2 separate regions of the Homo sapiens genome follow, and region 2 is linked to region 1. Evidence: chromatin loops called from intact Hi-C (ENCODE). Cell type or tissue: PC-3. All regions are shown on one strand. Each heading gives the region's core, and the rest is flanking DNA. Links, peaks and the distances in the headings are about the cores only.

Region 1 (5,398 bases), core at 128-5,127:
AAAAATATTATAACTGAACTTTTCCAAAAGTAGCTCACTGATATGTCAATGTACTACTTGTATGGGTGTGAGTACAACAGAGAGATGTCTTATGGAAGAAAAGCCCTAAATTATGTACATAGAAATCCCATATTTATTTAGACTTCTATCAATTACTCTTATCAGAGAAATGAATCATCATCCTATTTCCCATGATAGTAAATTAGAAAAAATAGAAAGAGAACATTTAAATTTAAGTATATACTGTTGCTCACCTGCAACATTGAAGTCAATTCCAATTCTCCACTCCCCCAAGGTAGTGGAAAACATACTCCAGTTTTCAGTTTCACAAACTAATTTTTGAAATGTTCTTTATATAAGATATCTTTGATGCTTTTTCAAATGACACATAGGCTAAAATATTTCAATTCAATATTGATATTTTAAACCTTGAAAATAGTTTGCATAGCTCCTATAGTTCCCATCACAGGAAGGTATTTTCTGGATTGTGTGTGTATTTAGTAAGTGAAAAAGAAGTGCGATATTAAAAAATTGTACATTAAAATATTTCAATCCAAATATCTTAAATTTATTGATAAAGAAAGATATCATCTCTGACATACTGGAAATGAAATAATTTTAAGAATAAGAATGGTGGCTGGAAGAATAGCATTTTACTTCACTCTATTACTTAGTCTTTGTTAACCTGTTAATAAAATACCAATGCAGGCACAAATAAATGATGAAAATAACTAATATTAAGGTTTACACTCAAACAATTGTCAGAATTAAGGAAGAATTTCCCTTGACTACAAGAGATAAAGAACTATAATAACTGGCTGTTGTTAGCATATTGTCTGCTGTTTGAGAGTAAACTGCTTTTTCTGATGATAAAGCAGTATCTCCTTCCTTCCCAATTATCTATACTCTTACTTAAAGAGTAACCATCCAAAAAATTGAGGTGCTGACCCTGTACAATGGGAGCTTATTCTAGTACTGCCTTTACTATTTTTCTTTCTGTATATATAAAGTAGAAATAAAATGTACATTGAGATTATCCTGTGTTCTAGACAGTGTGTTCCTCACTAGCAATGGCGAACACAACATAGGTTCTGGTTTCATAGACATGATAGCTTAAAGCTTGATACAGACAAGTAAACAAGTAATTGTAATGTTATTTTGAATGTTATGGTATCAGTAAGTTGGTAAGTGTTGTGGGAGTATTCATTCAGGAAGCATATAACCCACTCTTTGGGACTTCTCAGAGAAACGACTGTCTAAATCTCAACTTTATCTTATGTAATTGGGTAACCATTGAATGGTTTTAGGCAGAGCAGAAATATAATCAAACGTGTTCTTACAAAAGATCTTACAAAAGTTCTTACAAAAGTGTGTTACCAATTCATGCAATACCAGTACCTCTGTCTACAGTCATATGGAGTTCAATTCTCAATATTGCAACCTGACTAGCAACAGAAAAAGATAAGGCAGCAATTCTTAGATTCCAGGTATGTGGGGTCAATGCCAGGAAGAATTTTGGTTCTAACTATTAAGAAAATAACATTGCTACCTAGAATTTCAGTTAGGATTATATTTAATCTCATATCTAGGATAACCATATGTTCTGGTTTGTCTAGGACAGCTGGTTGCTGTCAGTTGTCCTTTAGACCCCAAATCTGTGGTCATGTTTATAAAACTGAAATAATTATGGAGTAAAGTAAATACATGCTCCATTCTGAGTCAATTCAGAAATCAGAAATGAAATCAGACATTTTAACATGAGACAATTTACTACAAAACTGTTTTAACCATGGTATCACAAAGATAATAATTGTAGGTGACAACTGAAATCCTTAGGACTGGATAATCAAAGGGAACAGACTGAAATGATTGAAATTTAGTAACTTGGAGAAGGCTCCCCGTGAAGATGAATACCAGATTTCTGAGGAGTGGGTGCTGAGCAGTAGGTGCTAGTGTTTCTGAGGACCTGTGATGGAACTGATTCTACAAATGTTGGGAAAAATGCAAATTCGGTTCAATTGCTGAAGCTATTAGAGCAAAATTTTTCCCAAATATTAAAAAGCTGGGCCTGGGTGAAGCTGACAGGAGCAGAAAGTAGGCAGAAAGCTCCAGGGAAATTCTCTAGCCCTGCAGTCGTCCTCTAGCTCCACCTATTGGCAGAGCCTAACTGGCAATGCGGATGGGCAAGTGAGAAATGTGGTTTGCACCTGGAGCCCCAAAACTGCATGCTCATTTACTGCTCATTTATTGGTACACTGGAAAATGCTTATAAAGAAAAATGAAGACTATTTTTAAGTTGATTTTTAAATTTTGGCCTATGTAGGTAAAGATATCAGAATATCAGAAAAATTAACTTTGTTTTTCTTCAAAGTCTGTCTTAATGTACATTATTTTAAAAGGAATATAGAGTAAATTAAATATTAGATTGGATATTACTACACAAATAAATATCTTTTATATGATACCTGAAGGCATTTACTTTCACTAATATACTTAGTCTATTTCTTCATATGTGAAATAAGTTGGCTTAAGTGTAATAGATAGATCCACATAAACATTCTGTTTTTGCAAAATTAAAGTTTGCTGTGCTGTTTTTACTGCACACAGACACACATAGATATGCATTTAGGTATACCGTTAGTAAAGATGATTGAATTTTCACCTTATTTGCAAGCATGGCCATGTTTCTTACTTTGCATGTCCTTCAGGCCTCATCGGAGCACAAAGTTCCAAGTGACTTCAAAGGGTTTTCTGTACTTGGAGCAGCTCTATGGGACATGGAAGATGAGAAATGAACCGACACCAGAGGTGCAATGAAAGGTAAAACTCATAGCATCACCACAGCTCTTAGGTAAGTGGCAGCCTAAATTACTGCATCTGGATATATGAATCTTATGGGTTCATGATGGAAAAGATGACAAGCATTAAGGCCAAAAATAAATCTGAGTTTGTTCACTGGATGCAGGAAAAGTTTTCCTAACCAAATAATGTGGGTAACATTTCATTATTAGCATGGAAATATGTCCACTTTCATGTTTAGAGAAGGAAATAGTAAATGAATGATCAAACATAAAAGCAAAATACAGCATTCACAGTAGGTATCCAATGTAACATGCTATTTAGATAAAAACAGTCCCTTCAAAGTCCAGTATGTTTTTAAAAGCCTGATATTTACAGTTGTATGATTTCTAGGGAAATTGAGAAATTAAATATATATCCAGCAACATACAGAAGAAACTCTGTATATCCATTTGTACCAGCCTCTCTTCTCTCTAAAAGATTGGCCTTCGGAAAGTGAAGGAAGATTGGATTCAGACACTATGTCCTCTTACACAAATTGTTGCAATAACTTGTCATAAACAGGAAAATATAAAATTAAATGCAATGTTTATATACATATAAATGTTAAAAAGAGCACAATATTACAAAATTAGGTGGTTTATATTTTAGGTAGATTGTATGTGTACTTGATAAAATATTATAAAATTTGCATTTTTGTTAACTTAATTCTTTGAATAATTGTGATTTGATATTAATCAATCTGAAATTTTTTCTCCAGGATTTAAGATGTTTATTCTCTCTTAATTTAAGTATCAATTTAAGTATTTGCACTTGTGGACTTTATTTCTTTTTATTTTCATGAAGATTCCCACCTTACAAATATCACTTTCAGGGTTCTTAGGGATCATATTATTATTTTACAATTTATTGAAAATGGCATGAGGTTAGATATCATCAGATTCTTTTGGAAAGTTATTATAAACAAGAACATGTTTCCCTTTTTAGCTGAATGACAGTATATCTGTTTAGCATGAATACTTAAAAGCAGCTTGAATTTCATTGTTCATGCTCATCATTTACAGTTTTCTATAGCAATATTATTTTTTCTGGAATGTGCCTTAGAATGCAGACAATAAAGGCTGAATGAGAGAAATGTTAGGCTAGGCTTAACAAAACACATTGCAATTATTGTTTCTTCAATTATGTCTAAAATGATTGCTTATAAAACAAAATTACATGATAATATTATCTTAAAACCAGCTATATTCAATAATTGTCTTCTCACTATCTTTCTAATGTGTTAGCACTCATTCTATACAGTTTGTATTAATATATCTTATACTCTACCTCTATCCCTCTTATCAGGCTTCACTTTAACTAGATATTTAGGATATTATCTTTACCTGGGAATGAAATTATGTGATTGGAGGAAGAGATTCCCTATAATTGGCAATAGGTTTCCTCCTCTAAAATGTTAGGTCTTTTTGTTTTCTTCTTCTTCTTTATTCTGGGATGTGGATGTGACCTCTTGGTACTGATTGAAATTTATAGTGTTGTATACCACTGTCAACTTTCCCAATGTCTGACAGCTTAACAGGGCCCCAATTGCAGCCACTGCTGCCCACCTTGTTCTTCAGCTTCACTTCTTGAAACAACCTTCTCCACGGTTTCATGAGAGCATCTGCTTTTCACTGCATGGTATTTGACTCCAAGATTCACACCTGCAGTTCTGATATCTTTTATTTATGCTCTATTATTTCTGCTTGAATAACCTACTTTTACTAGAAATTTAGCCTATGAAACTTTGAAGATACAGGGCTAAAATCCACCTATGTGGCCCAAGTACCACATGTCTTGATAAGAGAAAGATTGTTTTAGATTCAAAACACTAAGATTGTTTTCAGTCTAGTATTTATGAATTTGTTTTTCATATTAAAAATTAAAAAATCAAATGAAAAAATAAATGAGGAAAGGATAAAAAAAGAAAAAAGAAGAAAGCACAAGGAAGGAAGGGAGGAAGGGAGGGAGGGAGGGAGGGAGGGAGGAAGGAAGTACTAACTGAGGAGCCCACTGTGAGGACAAAGCATCAGCAGTGTCATTGCCAGCAACCTTGGCAGCAGCAGGAGTCAGGGATATTCCAATAGGCATCCATTTTTCAAGCATTGTTACCAGTCTTGGCACAGTCATTGACAACATTAGAGGTGTCATCAATACTTTCAAAACCTCTTTGTAGGAACAGCCCCTTCAGCAGACACTGTTGGAAATTTCAATGATTCCCTTCAGAGGACTTGGTAATTTAAAAAGTTCAAAGTAACTAAAGAAAACGATAGATGTCATATGAATTATTCCTAAAAGTAGGTTTTGGATCACATACAAAACATCCTCTAGGAACTTGCAAAACTGAAAGAAATTGATAAGCATGGTTGGAGATTCTGTAAAATGTGTAGGAATGGTGTAAAAATAATGCTATGTTGTAACATTTATTGTGGCTCCTTATTTACTTCTTATCCAGTGCACCTTACGATATGCAAGCCACCTGAAATTCTGACACTTAAATAGTCTGTTGTTCTTTATTTTCTTGCTGTGATGGTAAATGGATACTCAGCAGGATTTGGGA
Region 2 (5,398 bases), core at 95-5,094, 180 kb before region 1:
TTTACTGGATTCCATAGATTTCTTGGATTGGGTTTTGCCCTTCTCCTGAATCTCGATGATCTTTGTTCGTATCTGGATTCTGAATTCTATCTCTGTCCTTCCAGCCATGTCACCCTTGTTAAGAATCATTCCTGGGGAACTATCCTGGTTATTTGGTGGTAGAAAGACTCTATAGTTTTTGAATTTCCAGAGTTTTTGCACTGATTCTTTCTCACCTTTGTGGGCTGATGTTCCTTTAATCTTTGAAACTGCTGTCGTTTGGATGAGTTTTTTGCTTTTATTTTCTTTGGTGCCCTTGTGGAATTGACTGTGGTATAATGTGGGTTCAGTCAACTGGCTTCATGTCTAGAAGATTTCAGGAGACCAAGGGTCAGTTCAGCACACTTGGGTTGCATGCTCTAACCCTGGGGGCTTGTACAGGTCCAGTTGCCTTGCTCTTTGACCCCTCGAGGTTAAGCACCTACCGCACTGGAGGGGCCAAGGTATTTTCAGTCCACTGGCCACAACACTCCCGAAAAGTATCCTTAATGCCTTAAAAAGACATATGTGTGTTCAAAAAGTGAGAGATAAAATCTAAAAATTCAGAAACCTATTATTGGTGAAGATTTTAGCTATCCGGTTGTTCGAGGAATGTCAGGACATCACCTCTGAAGTGTAAAGCGTGATATTGTACTGTGTACCTCCCGTCACTGAGAAAGAACACATCAGTTGACTCAAGAGATCCCAACTAACCACGTTCCTTTCACTTTAAGCTGGCAGACGCTGTTAAAATCTCTAAACATTGAGAAAAGAGAAAATAATTTTAAATTCTCAAATTAAAAATATTAAACTTAAATTTTAATTTAAATCTGTCAAAAGAGAATCTAGAAGGAAATTCTCAAAGATTCTTCAATCTTGCTGAATTTATTTCTCATAAATAATATAACCAGAGATCCTTCAATTCACAGGATAATTAAAAAGCTCCTTTATTCAGGAAAATAAATATGGAGAGATCATAAATTCGGGGCACTCACATAAGAGAGCAAACGTCCACAGAGTTTATTTAGCTGTAAAAGTCACAATGGTGGTCCTTAAATAATTTATGTGGCTGAGTGGTCACATAGGGAGCTGCAAATATGCCATTTACTATCCTTACTAAGGAAATGCATAGTTTCTCCATGAGAATCATTTGATTTCCTGTGAGAATTCTCTTTTTTTAATAACTTTGTGCTTTCTGCTTATGATAGTTTGATAAAATTCCTGTTTCTATAAGTTCTTATAAAACCAAATGCACACATTTACATGTGTAAATTCGTGACATCTCATTATTCAAAAGTTATTACTATTCCTTCTCCATGTATTTACAGAGTCTGATTAGCAAAAGCAAAAGACATGACAGAAAGAGTTTCTTTGTTATAGTTATCTGCCAAATGAAAGCAAATACTTGGCAATTCTAAATATATGTGGCAAAGAGAACAGGAGATAGGGATAATTCAAAGCATTTCCCTTAGGAATTTAGATATGGTGCTGCATGTAATAACATTTCAATTCTAAAGGTATGTGGAAAGGCTTCGCGGGTAGAAAAGTAATCCAAACCTATCAGTCTATGACATGCTTCAGAATGCAGAAGAATGACCTTTAAGTGTGTGTGTGGGTGGGTGTCTGTTTGTGGGTGTGTGTGTGTGTGTGTTTGTGTGTGTGCAGGCATACTTATGTATTGTGTGAGGAAGAATTCCTCTAGCAGTCTCTCCAGAACTGTTGTTTCTCCTGTGTAGATAGTAAGAAATTTTTTGAGCAATGTTTTAAAATGTCTGGACTCAATGGGTATAAGCAGACAGAAGAAAAGACACACTAATAATCTGAAAAGTCCACTTCTAAAAATATAAAGGTTTTATTTTTCAGAAAATTGAGGAGAATCGTTAAGCAACGTGCTAAATATTTAATGCCCAAGAATATGAATTAATTTGCTTAGCTGGTGGAATGTCTTTTGGTACACAAACAAGTTTTCAGTTCAGTGTTTCTCATTCTTGGGAAATTTATTCGTTTTTTTCTTCATGATATATTGATGCAATTCTGTGCCAGAAACTACACTAGAAATTGAGGATAGATAATGAAAGATGCAAAAAGCTCACCTATATAAAGTAAACATTTCTGTTCTGGTGGTGAGAGAGGAGACATACAATTAAATTAAATAAGTAAACACATAGGCCAAATTTAGACTGTAATTATGTACAGCAAATGAAATAAACAAGAGTGTTAGTAGGGAATAACTTGCCTGGGTGATTGTTAAAAATGCACAGGGGAGAACTCTGTGGAGAAGGGACGTTTAAGTTGACCCTAAAAGATAACCGGATCTGACTAGCTACGTGAAGAACCAGTGAGGAGTTCCTTTAGACTAAGTAATTTGCCCATGGCCAACTACTTCATTAGAATAAAGCCTAAACTCAAACTCAGGTTTTCTCACTACCAGATTACTGTGCTTGGCACAAATTTTTATACGTGTAATCACACCCTATTCAAAAGATTCCAATTTCTGTTCTTCCCCTTGTATCCATCACCTTTCAGTGTTGGAATGTTCCAGGACTTGATCTTTGACACTTCCCTTTTCCCCACCTATGCTACACAGTATGACCTTTGCAATCATGTTTCAGCTCATGCTTTAAATAATCACCTATAAACTGATGACTAAACATATCTTAAATGTATCTCTCTAGTCTGAATCTCTCTCAGATCTTCAGATTTATTTTCCTAATTGCTTACTTGATAATAGCAGTGTCTAACAGATACATCAGAATTAACATATCTTGAAGTGAAATACTGGTAGTCCTCCTCCAAACCGACTCCATTTTAAATGCAATTCCATCCTGCCATTTGCTAAATCAAAACAATTTGTAGTTATTCTGGATTCCTCTTTTTCTTTTATAAACTGTCTCCAATTCATGAGCAAATCTCGTTAGCTATACTTTCCAAATATGTCCAAAATATCTTACTTCATAACAAGGTAATTTCTTCAGATATATTTTCTAGTTTCCACTATATGTATTCTGTGATTTTAGTATATTGTTGATTTTCTACTTCTAATATTGTGTTCTTTTAATTTCCATCAATTGCATTTTTCATTCACATTTGCCTATACATTTCTAGTAATCATGTGTTTCTCCCTCATCTTTGTAATTGTCTATTTCTTCTTGTTAATCCTTTTGAAGGATCGTCTAATTCCTTATTATTAGTTCATTTACTAATATCTTATGCAAAGCCTCATAGATCCTCTAAAACAGTGATCCCCAACCTTTTTGGCACCCTGGACTGGTTTAGTGGAAGACATTTTTTCCATAAGGGAGAGGCAGGTATGGGGTGGTTTTGAGATGATTCAAGCATATTACATCTATTGTGCACTATATTTCTATTTTTATTATTAAATACATTGTAAATACAGCTCACCATAATGTAGAATCAGTGAGAGCTCTGAGCTTGTTTTCTTGCAACTGGACTGTCCCATCTGGGGTGATGGGAGACAGTGACAGATCATCAGGCATTAGATTCTCATAAAGAGCATGCAACCTGGATCCTTCACATGCCCAGTTCACAATAGGGCTCATGCTCCTGGAAGACTTTAATGCCTCTGCTGATATGATAGCAGACGGAAGCCAGGCAGTAATGCAAGCGATGGGAAGCTGCTGTAAATACAGATGATGAAGCTTCACTCTCCTGCCTGCCACTCATCTGCTGTGCAGCCCAACTTGGTTCCTAATGCCATGGACCAGTACTGGTCTGTGACCTGGGGGCTGGGGACCCCTGATGTAAACTACTCTTTGTTCAACCCTTAGTAGTACAAATATGATACTTTATTTTTACTGTTACTCATGTTGCCTTGAAAACTCCTGTGTTCTGTTATCTTTGAATGTGAGCTAGTTACTTTATTTTAATTTTTGGAAGTCCTGTGGGTGTAAATTGGGAAAACTTTCCTACAGAAACCCACCAGCTGCTTGTGGTAGCTGGTAAGTACCAGTTACATGGAGATTCTCTTTGGTCTTTTGCTTGTTTGTTTGTTTTCCCAGGTGAACATTCTCACTAAAGAGTCCCAGCCATAGTTCCTTCATCTTGATTTTGTCCCAACTATTCAGATAGTTTTTATAGTACTCATATTGATTTTGCCTTTACAGCCACCTGCATCTCTAGCACCAGTTCATGTTTTGTTGTTTGCTTACCTGTTTGAGGAGGTGTTATCCTTGGAGACCACTGCTACTTCATATGAGACCAGCATTGCCTCAAAAAGTGTGTCATGTTTATGATCTAGTTGTTTAAAGTTATAAGGTCTTTTATACCACCAATCTAGTGTAATACTGGACAAGGGGGAAAATGGCGTTTCTTATATTTTAGTTTTATTTTCCAAAATCTGTATTAAAAGTATGCTATAATTATTAATTTTTTTTCCCTTAAGTAATTATCTCAGGTTTTACCTTATTTTTTCTAGGCTATGCTTTCAGGTACATATAAGTATATGATTGATATTATATAATTAAGTAAACTCCTTATATTCTATTCAATTATTTTGCCTTAAATTACATTTTTTAGATAATGCTACTCTTCTTTTGAATCTTTGTCTAATGAATCTTTTTTCATCCTTTTATTTTCAGCCACTTTGTATTGTTTTACAATGGGTGAATTTTTAATAGAGTTATATTTTTACAATTTCAATTTCAGAGTTTCTTATAAAAGACAAGTTTATTATCTTCCTTATTGTGAATATTAATATTAATGTGTATTTCATCCTTTTGCAATTTTGTTTGTATTCCATGCTGCCTTTGATACATTGTTTTCTTTTTACCTTTTGTTGAATTCATAAGCTCCTCCTTTTCCCCATTACTCATAATTAAGTTATACATTCTATTTTTAACCTTATTGATCAGCCTTAAATACAAAACAGACTTATTTACTTTCAAAGTTTTCTGAAAAATTTCAAAGCCAGTACAGAAATATATTTTGCCTTCTCTCCCAACTGTTTATTCTTCCTTCTTCTTCTAAACTTATTTGTATTAAACAACATGGTTTATCAATTAATTTTTTAATCATTTCTTCCTGCTTTCCACTCTGTTCTTCTGGATTCATTTTATTTCTTATTGAAATGTATCCTTTAATAATTTTTCCCTTAAACTACTCACATCTATGAAACTCTTAATCATGTTTTGCCTATACATGTATTTATTTTATTTCTACTTTTGAATAAAAGATGAGCTTAATAGAAAATTCTAGGTTGCACAATTAGAAACAGCAAAGGGGATGATATCACTAACGCCAGAGAAACATTTCTCTGGACACAAATTAGAAAATCTAGAAGAAATTGATAAATTCTTGAACACCTTACCTAGACTTAAACAGGAAAAGTTGAATTTCTGAACAAACCAATAACAAACTCCGA

Evidence for each region. Peaks named below come from ENCODE experiments on the same cell type or tissue, not always from the same donor. Only the 100,000 strongest peaks of a DNase experiment are listed, where the experiment ranks them.
Region 2: a loop joins it to region 1, with 2.2 times the contacts of the local background. A loop is called at or near these places in 3 of 110 quality-filtered maps.

The regions. Positions count from the first base shown.
Region 1 is chr5:100,427,232-100,432,629 of GRCh38, reverse strand. LOC105379100 (a long non-coding RNA gene) reads right to left here. Exons shown (of 8, transcript XR_007058886.1): 7 at 2,663-2,768. Among named protein-coding and RNA genes, the nearest start is that of FAM174A-DT, 110 kb to the left of the region's middle. In PC-3, for the core only: CTCF peaks have their summits at 1,949 and 2,148 (motif pointing left); no DNase peak of the experiment used is centred there.
Region 2 is chr5:100,611,773-100,617,170 of GRCh38, reverse strand. No RefSeq gene overlaps it. Among named protein-coding and RNA genes, the nearest start is that of FAM174A, 79 kb to the right of the region's middle. In PC-3, for the core only: no CTCF peak of the experiment used is centred there; no DNase peak of the experiment used is centred there; H3K27me3 peaks cover 491 bases.